Linked DNA regions of Homo sapiens: region 2 is linked to region 1. A link is a loop called in an ENCODE intact Hi-C map of the cell type or tissue named here. Cell type or tissue: sigmoid colon. All regions are shown on one strand. Links, peaks and the distances in the headings refer to the core of each region. The heading gives the core; the rest is flanking DNA. Region 1 overlaps LOC105376387 (a long non-coding RNA gene). Region 2 overlaps LOC105376387 (a long non-coding RNA gene).

Evidence for each region. A loop is a pair of places that touch in the nucleus more often than their neighbours do. Peaks named below come from ENCODE experiments on the same cell type or tissue, not always from the same donor. Only the 100,000 strongest peaks of a DNase experiment are listed, where the experiment ranks them.
Region 2: it touches region 1 in a loop (4-fold over the local background); 3 of 110 quality-filtered maps call a loop at or near these places.

What each region holds. Positions count from the first base shown.
Region 1 is chr10:7,086,080-7,096,537 of GRCh38, forward strand. The region is part of intron 1 of LOC105376387 (a long non-coding RNA gene); the gene reads right to left. It overlaps LINC02665 (long intergenic non-protein coding RNA 2665), which reads left to right and starts at 10,213. Exons shown (of 3, transcript NR_184104.1): 1 at 10,213-10,403. In sigmoid colon, for the core only: no CTCF peak of the experiment used is centred there; a DNase peak (open chromatin) is centred at 4,612.
Region 2 is chr10:6,906,762-6,917,219 of GRCh38, forward strand. All of the region lies in intron 3 of LOC105376387 (a long non-coding RNA gene), which reads right to left. Among named protein-coding and RNA genes, the nearest start is that of LINC00707, 130 kb to the left of the region's middle. RefSeq lists enhancers at 3,290-3,791, 6,001-6,070. In sigmoid colon, for the core only: no CTCF peak of the experiment used is centred there; no DNase peak of the experiment used is centred there.

The sequences.
Region 1 (10,458 bases), core at 751-8,750:
CTGAAGCTTCTGTGAGCTCAGCCATTTGTAATTTGACCTCTATGTGTCTAAATTAAGCTCACCGGGCAAAAGTGACTGTATGGTAGAACTTGGGTTTGATTATCCCTGCTACCCCTAATAACCCTATTTAATCCACATAAACACATTTTGTGGTGGGAAGAGGGAATACAGAACAGTATGATTTGCACGCAGCAGCGCTGAAACATTAATACTTACCCTGGAATGTACTCCCAGCTCCAGCCGACAGCCAGCTATTCTGACACTCATGACTATTGGGTAAACTGAAACACTATCTGACACGTCAGTCTAGCAGGCATGTGCTGAACACCTACTGTGTGCTAGGCACGGTGGGTGCTAGGATCCAAGACGACGCTCTCAGCCTGCACATCCAACCACAGCGGCAGACGTGGGAGGAGCTTAGTCCTGCAGCCGCGTGAGTTCCTTTACTTGGTTGAGTGGCAGGAATCTAGCCAAGAGGATGCCCATATCAATTTCTAAAGAGTTCATTCCACCCACAGTTCAAAAAAAAAAATGATGTATTTATTTTTCCATGGGAGTTAAGGAAGAAAACGCCCCAAACAAATGGAACTGGATAACTTGTAAAGAAAGATGATGGCTAACCTCGTGAAATGTTGGGCGACGTTTCATTCTGTTCTGTAATGCAGAGTTCAGCAGTTTCCATTCTTTGCTTTCCTTTCTCTTTTTGCCTTTACTTTGTGTGCTTGCCTCTAGTCTATTTCACAGGGTCCACAGAATTAGGGACCTGGACACTGCCTCTCAGGGAAATCATTACCAAGTCCCCGGTGCTTAAAGTTCCTATCACACAGTAGCAGCTCCTACATGTGTCTTCCTTCTCATTTTCTCTAGTATATAGCCACTGCTCTTCAGAGCTGCTACCAGTTGGAGCTGCCATTTAAGAAAGTATATACATAACAGGTACCAAATCTCTGAAATCCTGAAACTCTGGCTATGTACATCTATCACATTTCCGCTGTTTACAACTCCATGTCAAACGTATGTTTGTTAAAGCTACCTTTATTTCCAAGAATGTGGCAGCCGCGGGCATTGACTTCGGAGGCATAGCAAAGTTTCTCGACATCTGACTGTGCCACATAGCTCATGTAGTCCATCTGTCCTTTCAGAAGTGTCCCCAACCTGTAGTCATCTGGGTAAACCACCAACTTTATTGTTATGGGCTGAATTACATCCCCTAAAATTCACATGTTATACTCCTGACCCCCATTCACTCTGAATTTACAAATGTAATTAAATTCCAATGAGGTCATTAGGCTGGGCCTTCATCCGATCTGACTTGTGTCTATATAAGAAGAGGAGATTGGGACACAGACACACACCAAGGAAAGACAACGTGAAGACACAAAGAGAAGGCACCATTTGCAAGCCAAGGAGAGAGGCCTCAGAAGGAACCAACCCTGCCAACGTCTTGATCTTGGTCTGCCAAGCCTCCAGAATGATGAGAAAATACATTCTTGTTGTTTAAACCTCCCAGTCTATGCTACTTTGTTATGGTAGCCCTAGCACACTAGTATATTCATGCTTACAACAGTATCAGATTGCAGAGAAAGAAACATCAAAACATGAAATCAAGTGTTAGACTAAATTTCACTGTGCTTCAGGACAAATAGCACCCGTGGACAAATACATGTGCTTAAATGTTTATCTGGATTAGTGTCCAGATGAAGCCAATGGGCTTTAGTTTCTATCTTGGCTACAAAGCAGTGCGGGCAAAGGGCCATGCCAGGCCATTTGGTCTGTTTCTCTTCTGTTGACATCAAGGACACCCACTTGGAAGATGCTGGTTTGCCACCTCTAAGCATATCCATGTGAACATGAGATTCATTCTGAATACAAAAGGAAATTGGGAATGCCAAAGGAAGGACTTGGGCCGAGACCAGGAGGGAAAACTGGCATTCGTCCAGTTAGAAGACCTACGCAATGATAGAAAATGCAATCTCCAGCAAGTCCCTCATTCCATTATGTCTCTGTGTAATGGGAGACATAACACCTCCTTTCCTATATTAACAGTCAGAGGAGAGGTCATAAAACAACACAGTGTATGTATTAGGCCAAAAGCTGGAACGGAGGCTGATGAATGTACCAGGAAAGGACCATTAGCAAAATGATGGATTAAAGTTCTGTTTACATTTCTATTGGGATGGATCCTCGCTTGTTAGTTTAAGTAATCCTGTGCTTTGATTATAGCCATCAGCACATAAAAACAGGCTCTGTTAACCTCGAAGGTGTAAAATTCTAATGTGCTCATAGAAACTCAAGAACACTATCATTCACTGAAGTACTGGGGACTCCGAAAGAATGAAGGAGCCCTTAGTTTAAAAAAATAATTAAAGTTGTCAAGAAAGGCAAAAATAGGCCCATGGTCTATGAATAGCTCATTTTGCATTCTTTAGGTACATGGATCTGCTTCTTCCATTAGGTCTGTAAGACCGAGGATTATCTATTTCAATTTGGTCATTCTACAGATGAAATTGAGTATTCTAATGCTGACAAGTATAAATACATTTATCTTCTACTACCCACAGGTAAAGCTGGATATTTCCTAGCTTGTGACACAATATTTTTTATTTCCTACTCTGTAGCTATACACACCCCACTTCCAGCTCCCTTTCTTGTAGAATTTACCTCCTCCCAGAAGAGCTGAAAACACTAGATACTTTCCAAGGCTCCTTCCATTCTTCTGTTGCAGCTAGAGCATGGGCATGTGATGCAACCCAATCCTAGCCAATGAACAAGAGAGGAAGTCTGCTGAGAGTTTGGGGGTGTATTAGCCCATTCTTGCACTGCAATAAAAAATACTTGAAACTGGGTAATTTATAGAGGAAAGAGGTTTAATTGGCTCACAGTTCCACAGGCTGTACAGGAAGCATTGCTGAGAAGGCCTCAGGAAATTTACAATCATGGCAGAAGGTGAAGGGGAAGCATGCACGTCTTACGTGGCTGCAACAGGAGTAAGAAAGATGGGGGAGGTCCTCCACACTTTTAAACAACCACATATCATGAGAACTCTATCAGGAGAACAGCACCAAAGGGGGAAATCCACTCCCATGATCCAATTGTCTCCCACCCGGCCCCTCCTGCATTGGGGATTACAATTAACATAAGATTTGGGTGGGGACACAGATTCGAACCATATCAGCAGGACTTCTAAGAAAGGTTGAATTCCTTAATAAAAAGAGTAATAGATGAAATGCTCCATTTCTTCTTGGGTCGATAAAAGTCACATCTATATGTGAGGTCAGGAGTAGTCAATTGCAAGTATGAGGGCATGAGCCTAAGGTCCAAGCCATGACACCAAGAAAGTCTGAGTCACGACACCAAGAAAGTCTGAGCCATGAAACCAAGAAAGTCTGAGCCATAACACCAGAGATCATATCCCAGAAAGATGGGACGAGCTTCAGTCCTTGAACACATCCACAAGCCACTGAACGAACCTGAGAACTGTCTGCCTGGACTTCAAGTCATGTAGGAAAATAAATGTCCTCATTGTTTAAGCCACTTTTGGAAGGTTTTCTTTACTTCCATTTGAAAACATTCTAATATACATGTGGCTTTTACAGGAATCGGGACTGTTGCAATCCTAGTAAGTTGTGTAGTAGTTTCTCTAACTAGAGTCAAACATGACAGAGTCACCAGAGCATGAAAGTTTAGAGCTGAATGAACCTTAGAGCTCATTTTATACATGAGGAAACTAACGACATAAGGTTAAATGATTGATTCATTCTAGTTCTTGCATCTTTTCTCTCCCACCCAGGTCCTGGGAAGTTTATTGGCTAAAGTTCACACTTCAAGCTGCCCAGTGCTTCCCAAGGCAGACCACAACTTCTGAACCAAAAGAGACCAGGAAAATCGCCTGGACTTGCTAAATATCATTGAATGGAATTCCATAGGTGGTCATTCAATGATGTTCTCTCCTGAACACACATTTTCTAGAAAAATCTTAATCTATAATTCAGGACATTCCTCAAGCTCCTGGGGAATTGCGGAAATAGAAAAAAAAAGTAGCCACTGTCCTTTTTCATACTGTCCAAGAGTGAACATATGAAACGTTATTCAGTCTAATTCTCTGCTGCGTGAGCTGAAAGGAATCATGGGCTAGGAAATCCAGGAATAGTGATAGTCATCACAATATTGATGTGAATTTTACAAATTAGAAACTACAAACACACACACACAAACACACACACACATATACATTTTTTAATCTTCTACTCAGCATTACCTTGTAATACAGGCAAGAAATATTACTTTTGCTAACGTAGAGAGAGAAAAAAAATAACTGAGGCTCAAATTGTTAAAGACCAACGTGATCTGGTAAGCCCAGTTTTTCACTTTGATTAGTGGCTTCCTGTTTACTTTCTAACAAAAGTATAGCTATTTTATTTTAGAAGAGCCTAATAACATTCCTTGACTGGAACTAAAAAAAAAAAGAAAAAATGCTAGCAACGATTTCAGCCTCCTCCCTAAAAACAAATCAAGGGAAACTCAATGTTCCTTTTTTGTGCCTGGAAGGAGATGCTGTTTAGTTAAGCTCAGCTCTCAACCACGGACAAGGGTGAGCAATGGGCTGGCCATGATTCAATATAATCTGTCTTCCTCTAACCTAAGTGCTCTTATAAACAATACAAATTAATGTTCTACTTCATAAGATAGATGCCCGTAAAGTGCTTGTTATTATGGAAATGTTTCATGCGTGACCATCAGCAATGTCAAGACATGAGAGATTATGTTCCCAAGAAGGCGTTATTAGTTTGAGTTTAATTTGGTTTATTGGGCAGTACACTTAAAGCACAGGAGAAATGATTATTGCCAGTAACAATAACAATGATGATAGCTGGCATGTTTCTGCCCCTTAGGCAACAATTCTGGTATGAAACCTGGTTCTTCTTGATTTCTTCATTGCCCAAGCACTTAGGGCTCAAATAGGCCAGGAACAATTTTATCGAATGCCTACTACAATCAAGGTACTTTCCTAGGCACTGTTGGCATTTATTGAGTGCCTTCTGTGTCCAAGAATCTTTATTATCATTATTTCTAAATTCCCAACAATCTGTCCTGGCGCCTATGATTATCTGCCTTTTGCAAATGGTAAAAGAAACTAAAAGAATTTAGGAGCCTGTCCTCCTAGAACATATACTCTTCAGCTCACATGTCTCAAAAGGCATAAGACTATCAACTAATACAATTGGAAAACTTGCTTTAACATCATGACATTACCAATTGAACAGCCCCACTTCGAAAATAAATTAAATTGACATATTAATCTGTTGCTTTCTGTAACAGGGTTTTATTTTAACATGCCTTAAAAACTGCTTCTGTGTAATGTAATCCCAGCACTTTAGGTGGTCAAAGCAAGAGGATCACTTGAGCCCAGGAGTTTAAGGCCAGCTTGGGAAACATGGTGAGACCCCGTCTCTTCAAATCTTACGTTTTGTTTTTTTTTTTTGAGACAGATTTTTGCTTTTGTTGTCCATACTGGAGTGCAATGACATGACCCCAGCTCACTGGAACCTCCACTTCCAGGTTCAAGTGATTCTGCTGCCTCAGCCTCTCGAGTAGCTGGAATTACAGGCGTGCGACACCATGCTGAGCCAAATTTTTTTTTTTTTTTTTTTTTTTTGGTAATTTTGTAGAGACAGGGTTTCACCATGTTCGCCAGGCTGGTCTCCTACTCCTGACCTCAAGTGATCCACCCACCTTGGCCTCCCAAAGTGCTGGGATTGTAGGTGTGAGCCACCGCGCCCAGCTGCCACACACTTTTAAACAACCAGATCTTGCAGAAGCTAACTGAGCAAGAACTCACTCATTACTGCAAGAACATCACCAAGCCATTCATGAGGGATCCGCCTCCAGGACCTAAACGCCTCCCCCCAGGCCCCACCTCCAACACTGGGAATTACATTTTAACATGATATTTGGAAGGGACAAACATCTAAACCATATCAGCCCCCTATGACCTTTGAGTTTTAAATAATCTTGGCTATTCTAACACTTTCAGAGGAATGAGACGCACAGCTCTTACGATTCTCTCTTTGAAGCCACATATTTCCCTGAAATGCTTCATGGACATTCGTCTGACCCTGCTTAATAGCATGTATCATGTTAAATCATTCTATTTTTATTTGTGTGACTACTTAATGTATGCATTTCATCTACATGGTCAGCTCCCTGTGGGCAAGAATCCCAGTGTTTTGCATCCCAGTGAGTTCCCAGAGTTGACGAGGGCCTCACCATTTAGGAGTGTGTGGATGAATGAATGGCAGAACCAACAGCTTATTGCATGTTACAGTTTGTGAAAATTCTTTCAACATCTTGTTTTCAAAGGTCCCTTATAATGAATATAGAAGGTATGTAGAGTAAGGGTCATTTTACAGGGCAAGAAACTGTGGCACAGGGCAATTGGTAAAAAAAAAAAAAAAAAAAAAAATCCTAAAGCTGGTAAAGGGTGGATTTAAGACTCAAATCCAGACCTTCTCTCTCTCTGTCTCTCCCTACCTTGTCTTTTTAGTATTTTCCCTACTTTAGACCTTATACACACAGGCACTTTTCCTGTACCCAAACTACCTAACCAAAGAAGCAAGGTTTCAGCTGGTCATTTCTTGAATGATCACAGAACAGGCCCAAATGGTATGCAGGGCTTTGATTCAAGTGGTCCCGAACTCAGCTGGGAGAAGTGTTCTCATCACGGATGACACAGAGTATAGAGCTGAGAGCGCAGGCCTGAACACGTCCTGTTCAACCCTCAAGATCTGTGTAGCATGAACGCATCAGGGGAAACAACACACACTGGGGCCTGTGGGGAGTGGGGGGAGGGAGAGCATCAGGAAGAAGAGCTGATGGATGCGGCGCTTAATAACTGGGTGATGGGTTGATCTGTGCAGCTAACCACCATGGCACACATTTACCTATATAACAAACCTGCACATCCTGTACATGTACCCAGGAACTTAAAATAAAATTTAAAGAAACAAATATAAAATAAAATAAAATGGTCTGTGTAGCATAGGCTTGGTGAGCCTTGCATTTGCAGGGTAGCTGAAATGGGTCAGGGTCCTCAAGTTTACTCTTGGGGAAACTGAGCAGGGGCACACTGCGAAAACATACCAGCTTTTTTTTTGTTTATGTCCCAGGTGTATGACTCAAACTGTTAGATGCTACCTAACAGAATCTAATAGCGTCTATTAATTGCACCAAGCTGCCCTACCTTGCTAAGATGGAGCTGGAACATGGGATCTTTCTGAAGTATCTATACAGTATCACATGCCAGTCAGATGCCTTATTCACACTGGCCTTTAATTTTCTCATCTTGATTTTTCACGTCTCAGTGTCTGCCCTGTAATCTATGCCATCTACTCGTGGTATCTACCTCTGAGCTTTGTGGCTGCTTGCCCCTCAGTACTGCACCAATCTCCATGTAATGATTTCAAAGATGCAATGTAAAAATGCAAAATAAGCTTATTTCTCCTCCCTTGAGAATGTGAACTCAGCCCTCTGTTCCTTTGCTTTTGCTATCTGTTATTTCCCCGAGAATGGCCACATTCTCTTGCTCTCCTTTTCTCCCATCTCCGTAACTGCCCCAGCCTCACTGAGAGCCTCCTTCCCTAAGACCCTATGGGCATCGCTGAGCTGGTAGAAGTGCAGTGTGGTGCCCTTGGAGCACACCAGCCTTGGAGTCCTAGGATCTGAGTTTGGATTCTGTCTCAGTCACTGTTAAACTGTGTGACCACTGGCAGGCTGTGGGCCCCTGCTTTCTTTTGGATGTTTGTCACCAAACCTCATGTTGAAATTTCATCCTCAAGGTTGGAGGCGGGGCCTAATGGGAGGTGATTGGGTCATAGAGGTGGATCCCTCATGAATAGATGAATGCCCTCCCTTAGGGGTGATTGAGTTCTTGCTCTATTCATTCCTGCATGAACTGGTTGTTAAAAGAGCCTGGCCATTCCCCACCACTCTTGCTTCCTCTCTCACCACATGATTTTTGCACACACAGGCTCCCCTTCGCCTTCCACGATGAGTGGGAGATTCCTGAGACCCTCATCAGAAGCAAATGTTGACACCATGCTTCTTGTCTGCAGAAACACGAACCAATCTTCTTTGCTTTATAAATTATCCGGCCTCAGGTATTCCTTTATAACAACACAAATGGACTAAGACAAGCCCTTTAGGCCTCAGTTTCCACATCTCATGCATAATAACAAGGCTTATTTATGTTTTGGGAGTAGTAGAAATAATGTATGCAAAAGGACCACTGAACAAGTAGTGACAGTCATTACTAATTAGTAACTGTGTTAAATGATACATTAGTTATTTCCATCCTCTTGCAACCTCCCTGAGAGAATGCAGGTTCTAGTGGATGGGGTCCCTGTCTTGTGCTTCAAGCAAGATGTGCTTCAGCAAACAACTCCCTGGCTGCAATTTCCAAGATCTGGACTGTTTTCCCAAAATTATTCTTCCTGTCTTTTTTTAGGTATCTATTTTTTTTCTTACTTGAAATGCTATTTGGCATTCTACAAAGCATTCAAATGAGGAATTCTGAGTGCATCTCCAAGATCCACCTGCACTTCCTCATTCAGCCCCTTTATAACTAATGTTTGTGCCAGAGGCCATCTCGAGTCTGTGGCCATAGGTGTGTGGCATTTAGTGACCTTCGAGAAGCTCAAAACAATGATCTAAGGACAGACAAGACGTTAAAAGACAACCCACGGAATGGGAGAAAATATTTGCAAATCATATATCTGATAAGCGTCCAGTCTCCAGAATGTATAAAGAACAACTCAGCGATAAAGACAAGCAATCCAATTGTAAACTGGGCAAAGGATTTAAATAAACATTTCCCCAAAGAAGATGTACAGATTCCAATGAGCACGTGAAAAGATTCTCAGCATCATTAGTCACTAGGGAAATGGAAATCAAAATCACAGTAAGTTTCCATTTCACATCACTAGGATGGCTATAATTTCAAAAGAAAAAAGCAAAATTAACAAGTGATGGCAAGAAAGTTATCAGAATCCCCCTACATCGCTGGTATGAATATAAAATAGTGCAATCATTGTGAGAAAAATCTTGGCAGTTTCTCAAAATGCTAAACATAGATTTACCATATGACCCAGCAATTCTACTCCTAGGTATACACCCAAGAGAACTGAAAACACATCTTCACACAAGAACTTGTACAGGGATGTCCACAGCAGCATTATTCATCATAGGCAAAAAGTAGAAACAACCAGATGTCCACTGACTGCTGAATGAATAAATAAAATGTAGTGTATACATACAATGGAATAAAAAGAAACAAAGTACTCCTCCATGCTGAAACACAGATGAATCTTGAAAAAATTATTCTAAGTGAAAGCAGCCAGACATAAAAGACCATGTATTATATGATTACATTTATATAAAGTGGCAAGAATAGGCAAATCCATAGAAGTACATTAGTGGTGGCCAGAGACTAGGAGGAGGAAGTTTGGGAGTGACTGCCAATGGTGTGGAGTTTCTTTGGGGAAGGCTAGAAATCTTCAAGAATGAGAGTGTGAGGGTTGCGCAGCATTGTGAGTACACTAAAACCACCTTGATGCACACTTACAAATGTGAAAAGTATAAAACCATACACTGCGGATTTTATGTTATATAAATTTTATATCAATAAAAGTAACGTGGCAGGGCACCGTGGCTCATGCCTGTAATCCCAGCACTTTGGGAGACCAAGACAGGTGGATCACTTGGGGTCAGGAGTTCGAGACCAGCCTGCCCAACATGGTGAAACCGTGTCTCTACTAAAAATACAAAAATTAGCTGGGCGTGGTGGTGCACACCTGTAGTCCCAGCTACTGGGGTGGCTGAGGCAGGAGAATCGCTTGAACTCGAGAGGCAGAAGATCGCACCATTGCACTCCAGCCTGGGTGACAGAGCAAGACTCCATCTCAACAAAAAGAAAAAAAGGTAATTACAAAATACAAACAAAGAAGGCTTAGCCCCATTATCACCAAGTACCCTCTAAACTAACCATCTTAACTAACTTAACCAGAACAGAACCGAGCTCTATGGAGACAGCTGTTCAGAAAAGGCAGAATTTTAGCCTCTTTCCTTTGTGAAGTAAGTATGAGTTCACAGGAGGCTCTTCCCACGTATTGACTACCTTTCTCCAGTGCTGTACCACGTACGGATGGACAATAAAAATGCCACTAACCTCTCCTCTATATTTTTTCCAGGGATAATTCTGATACAAAAAAAAAAAAAGCATTGTTGGTAGCATGCATTGGGTGTTCAATAAATGTCACCAGTCAGGAATAAATGTCACCAGTCAAGAATAATCATGAAGGAAAGACAGGAAAGTGGGTGCCTTGAGGAGGCTCTGGAAAAGAGATAAGGTGAGACGTTTGCTTCTTTGTATCTTGTGTTAGTTCCTTTCCAAGATGCAAATCC
Region 2 (10,458 bases), core at 1,002-9,001, 180 kb before region 1:
CCAGAATCTACAATGAACTCAAACAAATTTACAAGAAAAAAACAACCCCATCAAAAAGTGGGTGAAGGACATGAACAGACACTTCTCAAAAGAAGACATTTATGCAGCCAAAAAAACACATGAAAAAATGCTCATCATCACTGGCCATCAGAGAAATGCAAATCAAAACCACAATGAGATACCATCTCACACCAGTTAGAATGGCAATCATTAAAAAGTCAGGAAACAACCGGTGCTGGAGAGGATGTGGAGAAATAGGAACACTTTTACACTGTTGGTGGGACTGTCAACTAGTTCAACCATTGTGGAAGTCAGTGTGGCGATTCCTCAGGGATCTAGAACTAGAAATACCATTTGACCCAGGCATCCCATTACTGAGTATATACCCAAAGGACTATAAATCATGCTGCTATAAAGACTCATGCACACGTATGTTTATTGCGGCACTATTCACAATAGCAAAGACTTGGAACCAACCCAAATGTCCAACAATGATAGACTGGATTAAGAAAATGTGGCACATATACACCATGGAATACTATGCAGCCATAAAAAATGATGAGTTCATGTCCTTTGTAGGGACATGGATGAAATTGGAAATCATCATTCTCAGTAAACTATCGCAAGGACAAAAAACCAAACACCGCATGTTCTCACTCATAGGTGGGAATTGAACAATGAGAACACATGGACACAGGAAAGGGAACATCACACGCTGGGGATTGTTGTGGGGTGGGGGGAGGGGGGAGGGATAGCATTAGGAGATATACCTAATGCTAAAGGACGAGTTAACGGGTGCAGCACACCAGCATGGCACATGTATACATATGTAACTAACCTGCACATTGTGCACATGTACCCTAGAACTTAAAGTATAATAATAATAAAATTTAAAAAAGAAAAAAAATGTTGATATTGCCACAGAATAAAAATGTTAAAGTTTTGTAGGCAAAAACACAATAAGCAAATTGAATAGCAAGTGACAATTCAGATAAAAAACCTATCAGAAAAACAAATAATGGAAATTCAAAAAAGAAACATGCAAAAGCAAACAAATATATACAAATTAAGTTTTGTTAGTATTCAAATAAATATAAGATTAAAAAAAAAAACTCTCTGTTGGCTTTCTTGCTCTTAGAATAAAAACCAAAGTAAGTAACATGACTAAGACTTCAGCCTGGTTCTGCCCTGCCTGTCTCTCCAGGTTTACAGCACACCTCTGACTCTACCCACTTCAACCTACTCGTTCCTCCATCCTTTAAGCATCCCAGACTCTCTCCTATTATTAGGCCTTAACTAGGCCTCCAGGAATGCTCCCAGATATGCCCTCATAGGGTAGCGAGGAGTCACAATGGTTGACAGATTCTTTGATTTGCAAGTTCCTGCCTTGCCAGGAGTGTTTACCAAGTTCTTCCTGTCCTCTCCTTCTTTTGTTCTCACCCTTTCTTCCATGTTAAGGTTCTTCATTGAATATTTTCCTTGTGAAAGGCACTGGTGGTTAGGCATTTTGCCTGGTAGAATGGCACTGGCAACTGGTCTGACTTGAATTCCATAGAGCACATGCTATTAATAGCAACAGTAAGAAGCAACAATACTACTGATAAAGCTAGTATTTATCGAGTATTTACTATATCCCAGGTCCTGTGCTGAGTCCATTGGCTAATATAGTCCTTAAACACTAGTATGTTAAAATTATTATTCCCAGTTTACAGACAAGAAAATCAAGGCTTACGTTTTCTCAAAGACTCACTATTGAGGGGGTTGAGGACATGTTACCCCAAAATATGACACCTTGTCATTTGAGAAAGCAGAAGCAGGAAGGTCTCTCTGACCTTTCCCTTGCCCTCCTTTCCTACAGCAGGTCATGTATCTGAGGAAGATCAGTCTCTCACCTTCTTCCTCCCTTCTCTCCTAACGTTCCTTATGTGACAGATGTTTTCCTCTATACCCAGAAGGAAGGAATGTCACACAGAGACACATAGGAGAATCTGAACAAACTGGCCTCACTAAGTCCCCACAGTTTGTTACCATTAGATCACACCCCCCTTGTTCAATCATGTTTCCCCGTAACAATTCACTTCTTCATCAGACTTAGCATAAAATATACATGGCTCTCCTGCTTCTTTGCATCTTCATTTCTGAAGGCTCTTATGTTACATGAAACTTCTATTACATACATTTGTATGCTTTTCCTTCATTAATCTGTCTTTTTTTATAGGGGTCTGTATTAGTCCATTTTGTGTTCCTATAAAAGAATACCTGTGACTGAATCATTTCTATAGAAAAGAGGTTTATTTGGCTCACAGTTCTGCAAGATATACAGGAAGCGTGGTGCCAGCATCTGCTTCTGGTGAGGCCTCAGTTAGCTTCCAATCGTGGCAGAAGGCCAAGGGTGAGTCAGCATGTCACATGGCAAGATTGGGTGCAAGAGAGAGAGGACGAGGTGCCAGACCGTTTTAAACAACTAGCTCTATGTAAACTAATAGCATAAGAACTCACTTATTACCATGGGGAGGGCACCAAGCCATTCATGAATGATCCGGCCCCATGACCCAAACACCTCCCACCAGGTCCCACCTCCAACATTGGGGATCACATTTCAATATGATATTTGGATGGGACAAACCTCCAAATGATATCAGGGTGTCAGCCACGAACCTTGTGATGGGTGAAAAGTCTTTTCTCCCCAACACTGGCAAGTGAGGGATATGACACAGACCCTTCATTCTGGCCACAGTCTTCACACTCTTAGCTGTTGCACTATATTGCTTCTGAAGCATCACCATATACATCTTGGAAGAAAATTAGAGTAAACGAAATCCATGGGGAAGGGCCAGAGAAAGAGAGGATTTCTTTTTGGAGATTTCAGACCAGGAAGGCCTCAATTTGTGTTGTAGTTTTCTAATACTAGGGAGAGACACAGACATCTTCTGTGGGTTAAGGAACTTCCAAGAGAGTCAGAGAGAAGCTACAGACTCACTTTGGAACAAATGGGGCAACAAGAACATCCCCTCCCCGCTCAAATAAACCAAAGCAAAGGAATATTCTGTAGTGATGGTGTGTCTATAGCCAGGATGGTCCTTAGCGTATTCAGGGTAACACAGTCTTTAGCATGACATGACGATTACACTTGCACCTAATTATGGTGAGAGCTGACCACTGGGTTCCTGGACAATGTCCTGCAAGTGGTGCAGTGGGAACTGCAGGTTTCCCTCCTCTGGACAGTGAGCAACCCAACCTTTTGCCCTACGTCTCCATTCTCCTATGGGTTCACATGCAATGGGAAAGAATCCACGTGATTTATTCCTGAAAGGATGAATGGACAATCGTAAGCGACCTCCTCTTGTCAAAGGGGTCCTTGAAATCGCCAGGCAGTAAGGTCATTGCCTGTGTTAGAGAAAGCAGTAATTCTTGGCAGAAAGGAGGTGAAATGATTAAAAACACAGGTCAAGGGATAAAATGGAGTAAGTAGATGAGTGGAGGTTTGTGGGTAAAACATCAATGCCAATGTTTCCATTTTCCCATCATTGCTGTCAGGAAGCAATTGCTCCTTTGATCATGTAAATGACAGGCTTTTAAGAGGTGACCTCAACCATTAATTTTAAATAAAAGCCTCTCTTTGGTCCCTCCCTGGTGGATCAGGCTGCTTCCATGAAATAGCAATAAGGTGAACCGGTTTTCCCTGGACTACAGGGGTGTCTCTTTCCTCTTGCCAGGATTGGGAGGTTAGGTTTTGCCTCTTTTTTTTTTTTTTAAGGGAAAGAGAAATTGATGAATCTCACTTCTGTAGGCTTCAAAAAGTTGAATACGTAATGATATGGAATCTTAAATATTTATTTTCAGTTCCTTACTTTGATCTTTTCTCCAGATTCTATCAACCTCTCCAGCTCCTCCAGACTCCCCCATATGCAAACTGACAGCTTTGTTTCAATCCTTATCACAGTTCCATTTCTGCCTAGCAGTCCAGTCAAAATCATTTGCAAAGACGGCCTGAGTTCCTGGGGGATCAGTTTCTGGGGTCATTTTCTCTCCTTCAAAGTCAAAATGTGACTATTTCCGATGATCCCCAAGAAGACAAATCCAGGCTGATTTTCATACTTTCCACCCAGGAGTCCCTCTCTTCTGGCTGACAGTGGGGTTCAGGACATGCTACCCCAAATTATGCACCTTGGGAAAATTGCAAAATCTGACCATAAAAATTGGAGAGAATTTCCCTCATGCCATGTCTCCTGAAGCAGGCCTAATAACGTAGCTGACCTTCCCTGAAATAGTCCTGGAATGAGTCTTTATTCCAGAGGTGCCCTATGGGACACAGGGACATAGGATAGAATCTGAACAAATGGGCCTTGCTAAGGTCCCTCCAGTTTATTCCCATTAGATCCCATCCCCTTGGTCCAATCATGTTTCTCCACAAGGATCCACTTCTTCATCAGACTTAGCATAACATTTACACAAGTTGTTTTTCTCTGTGTTTTCATTCCTGAAAGCTCCATATAAAGTGTCACATAAAACTTGAATTAACAGTGGCTCACGCCTGTAATCCCAGCACTTTGGAAGGCCGAGGCGGGTGGATCATGAGGTCAGAAGATCGAGACCATCCTGGTTAACACGGTGAAATCCCGTCTCTACTAAAAATACAAAAAAATAGCCGGGCGTGGTGGCGGTGTCTGTAATCCCAGCTACTTGGGAGGCTGAGGCAGGAGAATGGCGTGAACCCAGGAGGCGGAGCTTGCAGTGAGTCGAGATTGCGCCACTTCACTCCAGCCTGGGCGACAGAGCGAGACTCTGTCTCAAAAAAAAAAAAAAAAAAAAAAAAAAAAAAAAACTTGAATTAAATAAATGTGTCTGCTTTCCCTTGTTAATCTGTCTTTTGTTATAGGAGTCTCAGCCATGATCCTTGCAATGGGTGAGGAAATCATTCTTCTTTCCCCTACCCTGATAGTCTCCATGGCTACATTTCCTTCCTTCCTTCCTTCCTTCCTTCCTTCCTTCCTTTCTCTCTCTCTCTCTCTCTCTCTCTTTTGAGACAGAGTTTTGCTCTTGTCGCCAGGCTGGAGTGCGGTGGTGCAATCTTGGCTCACTGCAACCTCTGCCTACCGGGTTCAAACGATTCTCCTGCTCCAGCCTCCCGAGTACCTGGGATTGCAGGTGCATGCCACCATGCCTGGCTAATTCTTGTATTTTTAGTACAGACGGGGTTTCACCATGTTAGCTAGGCTGGTCTCGAACTCCTGACCTCAGGTGATCCATCCGCCTCGGCCTCCTGAAGTGCTGGGATTACAGGCGTGAGCCACTGCACCTGGCTCATCTCTTTATGGCATGCCCAGTTCTGGGGTTATGCTCCAGAGTGTGGAACTAGTTGAACTAGTAGAGTTCAGCTTGATTATGTCCCTGCAGTAAGAGGTGAGGCACATCCCACATCAGGCACCGGGAGAGACCTTCAGTACCAGCAGCTACATGGAGCAAACCATGCCCAGCAGCAAGTGTGTTGCAGTCCCACAGAGAGCAGTGCTTCCCAGAAGTGGCTCTGAAATCTTCAAGTGGCCTAAAAAACCCAATTCTTTTTTAAGGATGTAAGTTATAGATGATCTGATAAGGCCTACTTAGAAAGCCAGTATTCTGGAAAGAGGCTCACACCTGTAATTTTCAGAAAATCTAATAAATGATGATGCATAGCTCTTAAATATTTATATAAGAAGGCAGGAGAGAACCTGCCAGCTTCCTCAGCTAGAGGCAACATCTTTTATGCCAAATATGAATCATCATATAGTATTCTTTCTCAAAGGGACATGGTACTAGTCATAAATCAGTGTACTCGAGTGATCCAGACACTTTTATCAGTTTATAATCTCTTTTTCCTGCGGTTGTTGCGAAACTGTTTTCATTTTACTTGCAAAAGGTTCTGCCTGACGCAGCACAGCTGTGCACCCCTCTCCCGCTTTCAGCCACCCTTGCATTTTCAAGTCAAAAAGGATTAGGCTCATCAGACCAATACCATAGAAGGAAATTATAATGAATCTAGTACAGTGCATTAAAGACCAACACAGCATGATGGTTAGGAGCCAGACTCAGTGGTCCAACTGACCTACATTTCAGGTCTAGCTCCATCAATTACTAAATGTGCCAGTTGACCGTGAGTCTCTAAGTAAATCACTCTCTGCATCAGCTTCCTCCACTGGAAAATGGAGATAATAATAAGAAAGTGCATGGAAATAGTGAGTATTCTCTAAACGTTAGCATTTATTATCACATCTAGAAACCCATCCATTTATGAAACCAGCTCTACAGACTCAATGCTCTTAGAAAGAATGTTCATGTCAAACAAGAAGACAAATACCAGGCCACTCTTGGCTTAAACTCAGCAGCATAAAAACAAAACTGAACTACATTCATACTGCTTTTGACCTAGTTAAGCTTTGAGGATCTTGAAAGAGAGAGAGAGGAATAGAAAGGGAACTGGTTTCTCTTTGAAGGGTTTGCTTAGTCGATTTAGATCAAGTTAGAGTTGACACCTGAGCAGGTTTCTACAGGCAGGTAGGTCAGGGTTTCTCAGTCTTGGCACCATTGGCATTTGGGGCCAAATAATTCCTTGTTGTCAGGGGCTGTCCTGTGTGTTGGTGGACATTTAGTAGCATCCCAAGTTGTGACAACTAAAAATGTCTCCAGATAGATAATTATAAAATGTCTCTGGGGGATAAAATTGCCCCCAGTTGAAAACCACTGGAGGATATTAGGTTGATAGATTCATAGATAGATATGGATATAGATATGAATATGGATGAAGGTGTAGGGACAGACACAGGTGTAAATGCTTGGCAGATGGTTATCAGTGGGTACAGTGCTCACCTTCTTGAATGCTCTACCATGCATCCATAGTTATCTTCTAAGACACAAGCCTGATCGCATTGCTTGGCTGCTTCAAAGCCTTTACTTAGCTCCCTCTGCCTACCAAATTGTTTAAAGTATTTAATATTAAATGTGATGTTGTCCACAACTCGACCCCTTCTCATTTCAGATCCAATTCCCCATTTTCCCCACTATGTTGTTCTTCACCCAAACCTTCCAATACACAGACACATGCACACACTACACACATACAGACACACACACACAGACACACACATCATGCACACATACCCACATGTACAGACACACTGGTTTTCTGACAGTTTTACAAACACATCATGTGCTTTTGCACCTTCATTTTTGTTCTGTGTCTGTCTTGTCCATCCCTACTCCTCCACGTCTCAGCCTAGAGAACCTCTGTCCCAGTTTTAAGGCAAGCCCAAATGTGATCTCCTCTGGAAAACCTTCCTGGATGCCACCTCATGGGCGGATTTAATCCCTGTCACCTGCAGTCACCTGATCCTCTACCTATGGCCCTCCCAGCCCTCTTCATCATAGCTCACAGAGTCTCTATTTGTCTCCTCTGTAATTAAAGACTGCATTCTTTTCATGGCTATAGTAACATGGTCCCTGCTGGCTCATAGCGGGCACTTGATGGGGGTTTGCTGAATTGAGCATGTACGTTTCTCCAGCTTTAAAGTTTAAAGCGCCACTCCTTCCCAGAGATTCCACAAATACTGACCGAGCTCCTCCAGTGGACACAGTACCACATGGGTGCAGGCAAGACTATGTAGCCCACGGGGAATAAGACAAATACGAAAGGAGAACGTGTAATGTGATAGATGTAGAACCGGTGCTCCAGGTGGCTGAAAATACGGTGCTGTGGAGTTGAGGGTGTGAAGAGAACATCTGCTTCATGGAGAAGGTGGAGTGTGAATAGCAGGTAGATCTATAGAGTTGGGAATGATAGAAAAGAGACTTCCAAGCCTCAGATGGGGAAATTTCTAGAGGTAATTAGGGCACAATAAATAGACCATTTTGGCTGAAAGTGAAGGTTGGTATACAGGAAAAGTAGGAGAAGAACCAGAATACTAGGGACAGGGTGTCTAGTTGAAGGATCTTTTCTCCAAAGTGCTACTGGTTGCAAGAAAGAGAAACTCTCTTGAGCTATGTAAGCAAGTGTGGAGATGGGAAAGGGAGGCAGAGCATAGAAGGAGTACTGAGTGTATTCAGACACTGAGGGAAAAAGGACATGCGAAGATATGGAATACTGAAAATCTCTTGGGGCTAAGCAGCTAACCTCTTAGTCAATCTAGATGTGTCTATCAGTCAGTTTGTCCACCATCTCTCTGTCTAAGACCATATAGTCTCCATCCCTCTGTATATTTTGCTCCATCATCCTCTCTACACTCCAGCCACAGAGTAAATAGCTGTGAGATTATACTGCCTGGGCTTTTATTCTAGTATCTTAGCTGCATGACCTTGGACAAGTTTTAAAACTTTTTAAACTCTTAGTTCCTCATCTGTTGGGTGGTCACAGTAATTTTCTTTCTTTAGATGATAGATAGATAGATGGATAGACAGACATATATCTGGATGGCGGTTATAAAAATTAAATAACACATGTCAAACACTTCACATAGCACCTGCCGTGATGAATGCTCAATAAACAGTGGCCATCACTGTTATTACTACTCAGGATTTCTCTGCTTCCATGCAACTTAAGTGTGCATATGGCTTCAACTTGCCAAGGTACCAGTCCTGATAAAGGATCTTTCAGCTCAATCTCCTGACCTGTTTCTGTGTCCTTTGCTCAATTTCTTGAGGGGAAAGAGACAGAGAGAAGAGAGAGGAGAGAGATGAGAGAGAGAGAGAGAGACAGAGAGAGAGAGAGAGAGACAGAGAGAGAGAGAGACAGAGAGAGAGAGAGAGAGAGAGAATCTGGTCACAGGCTACATGGGTGGGTTAAGTGTCCCCTAATGGGCTGTAGCCAGGAACGATGACTCTCGTGGCATGCAGAGCTTCAAGAAGTTGAGGCAGGTGATGGATTTAGATGAGATTGGATATGTAGGGCAGGCCCTGAATGCAAGACGAAGAGAACAGAGGCAAGTTGAGAGGAGTCTGGAGGGCCAGTGAGAGTTGAAAGAGGTACACTTAGCAGGGAAGGGCCCCCAGCTCTGCATGAATGGAAAAATGATAGCTCACCACTTTACCAACTGCAGACATCAACAGTAGACCCATCAGGATATCCCAGAATGGAACTTGGGCCAGCTCGGAAGACAAAACCCAGCACACACCCAAAGACCACACGAGGGCAAGTGCTTTCTTCCCCACTCCACCTTCTTCCAAGTCCTAGACAATATCTCAGGGCCAAATAGGAGGGACAGAATGGAAAGAATGAGAAAGTAGCCCCAAATGGCTGAGTTACACCTGTAGACCTTGTTTAACTCCTTGAATCAAGCCAAATGAGAAAAATTATGTTGTATATTCATTTTCTCTTCTTTCTAGTAGGCAGAAACTCATAGAGCAGCTTCAAAAGAGGAAGAAACTACATTTTCTTGGTACATCCAAAGGTTGCGACTTTGTAACCTTGTTCCTTTACAGGAGGTGTATCTACCAAATTTTAAGAGCTGTCTTCGAAGATTCCCATCTTAAGGACAGAGACCATGTCACAAATCTATCCATCAAAGTTGAAAAAACACCAGTTTTGCTAAGTCCAAGATCACTGGGACCAAACCTGGATGCCTGCTTACTAGATCTGTGAAACTGGGCAGCTCCTTTAATTTCTCTTACCTTCCACTTCTCTTTCTGTAAAGTGGGCCTAGTAATCTCGGTCCTACCCTCCATTGAAGGCATTTCAGAAAATCACATGAGATAATGTAAAGTAAATCTGCTTTCAAAGTCATATAGAATAAAAGCTTGAATTATTATGAGAGTGCCTGGCAGACGGTGGGTGCTAAAAAGTATGCAATAGTAAGTACGAAATTACTGAGCAATTTATTTCTATGCAATTTAATGGAATGTCATTTTTCCTATAGATGAAGTGTATGGAGATTTGAAGAAGAAAGAAGACACTGTTTCCTCATTTTAGTACCTGAAGCCCTATGTATAATGGCAAAGCTTTACATATTAGAGTTTCCTAGACATGCAGGATGATTTCATCTAGTTCCTCATTTTCAAGGTCAAGACCCTGTGTCTCAGTGTGGTTTCAAGACCAATGCCAGGCATAAGGTTTCTGTTTCCTGGCCCAGTGACCTCGCAACCATACCACGATGTCATTTTTTAAATGTCTTACTATAAGTAAAATTACAACAATAAGCAATTGACATATGACTTCACAGATTCCAAAATGCATTTCCATGTGTGATTTCACTTGATCCTTTAAAATGTAGGGGGAAGAAGTTATGACCCACACTTCATCACCGGAGAGAAAACCAAAGTTTGGGTACATAAGATAACATGTTTCAGGGAACGACAAGGTGCATTTTAAGTCTCTCTTTCCAGTGCTCATATGATATCTAAAAGAGCTACAATTTCCACAAATGGAGCAGAAGACAATAGTCACTTCACAGTGCACATTAACAACACACATCAAAACAAGGAGATGAAGCA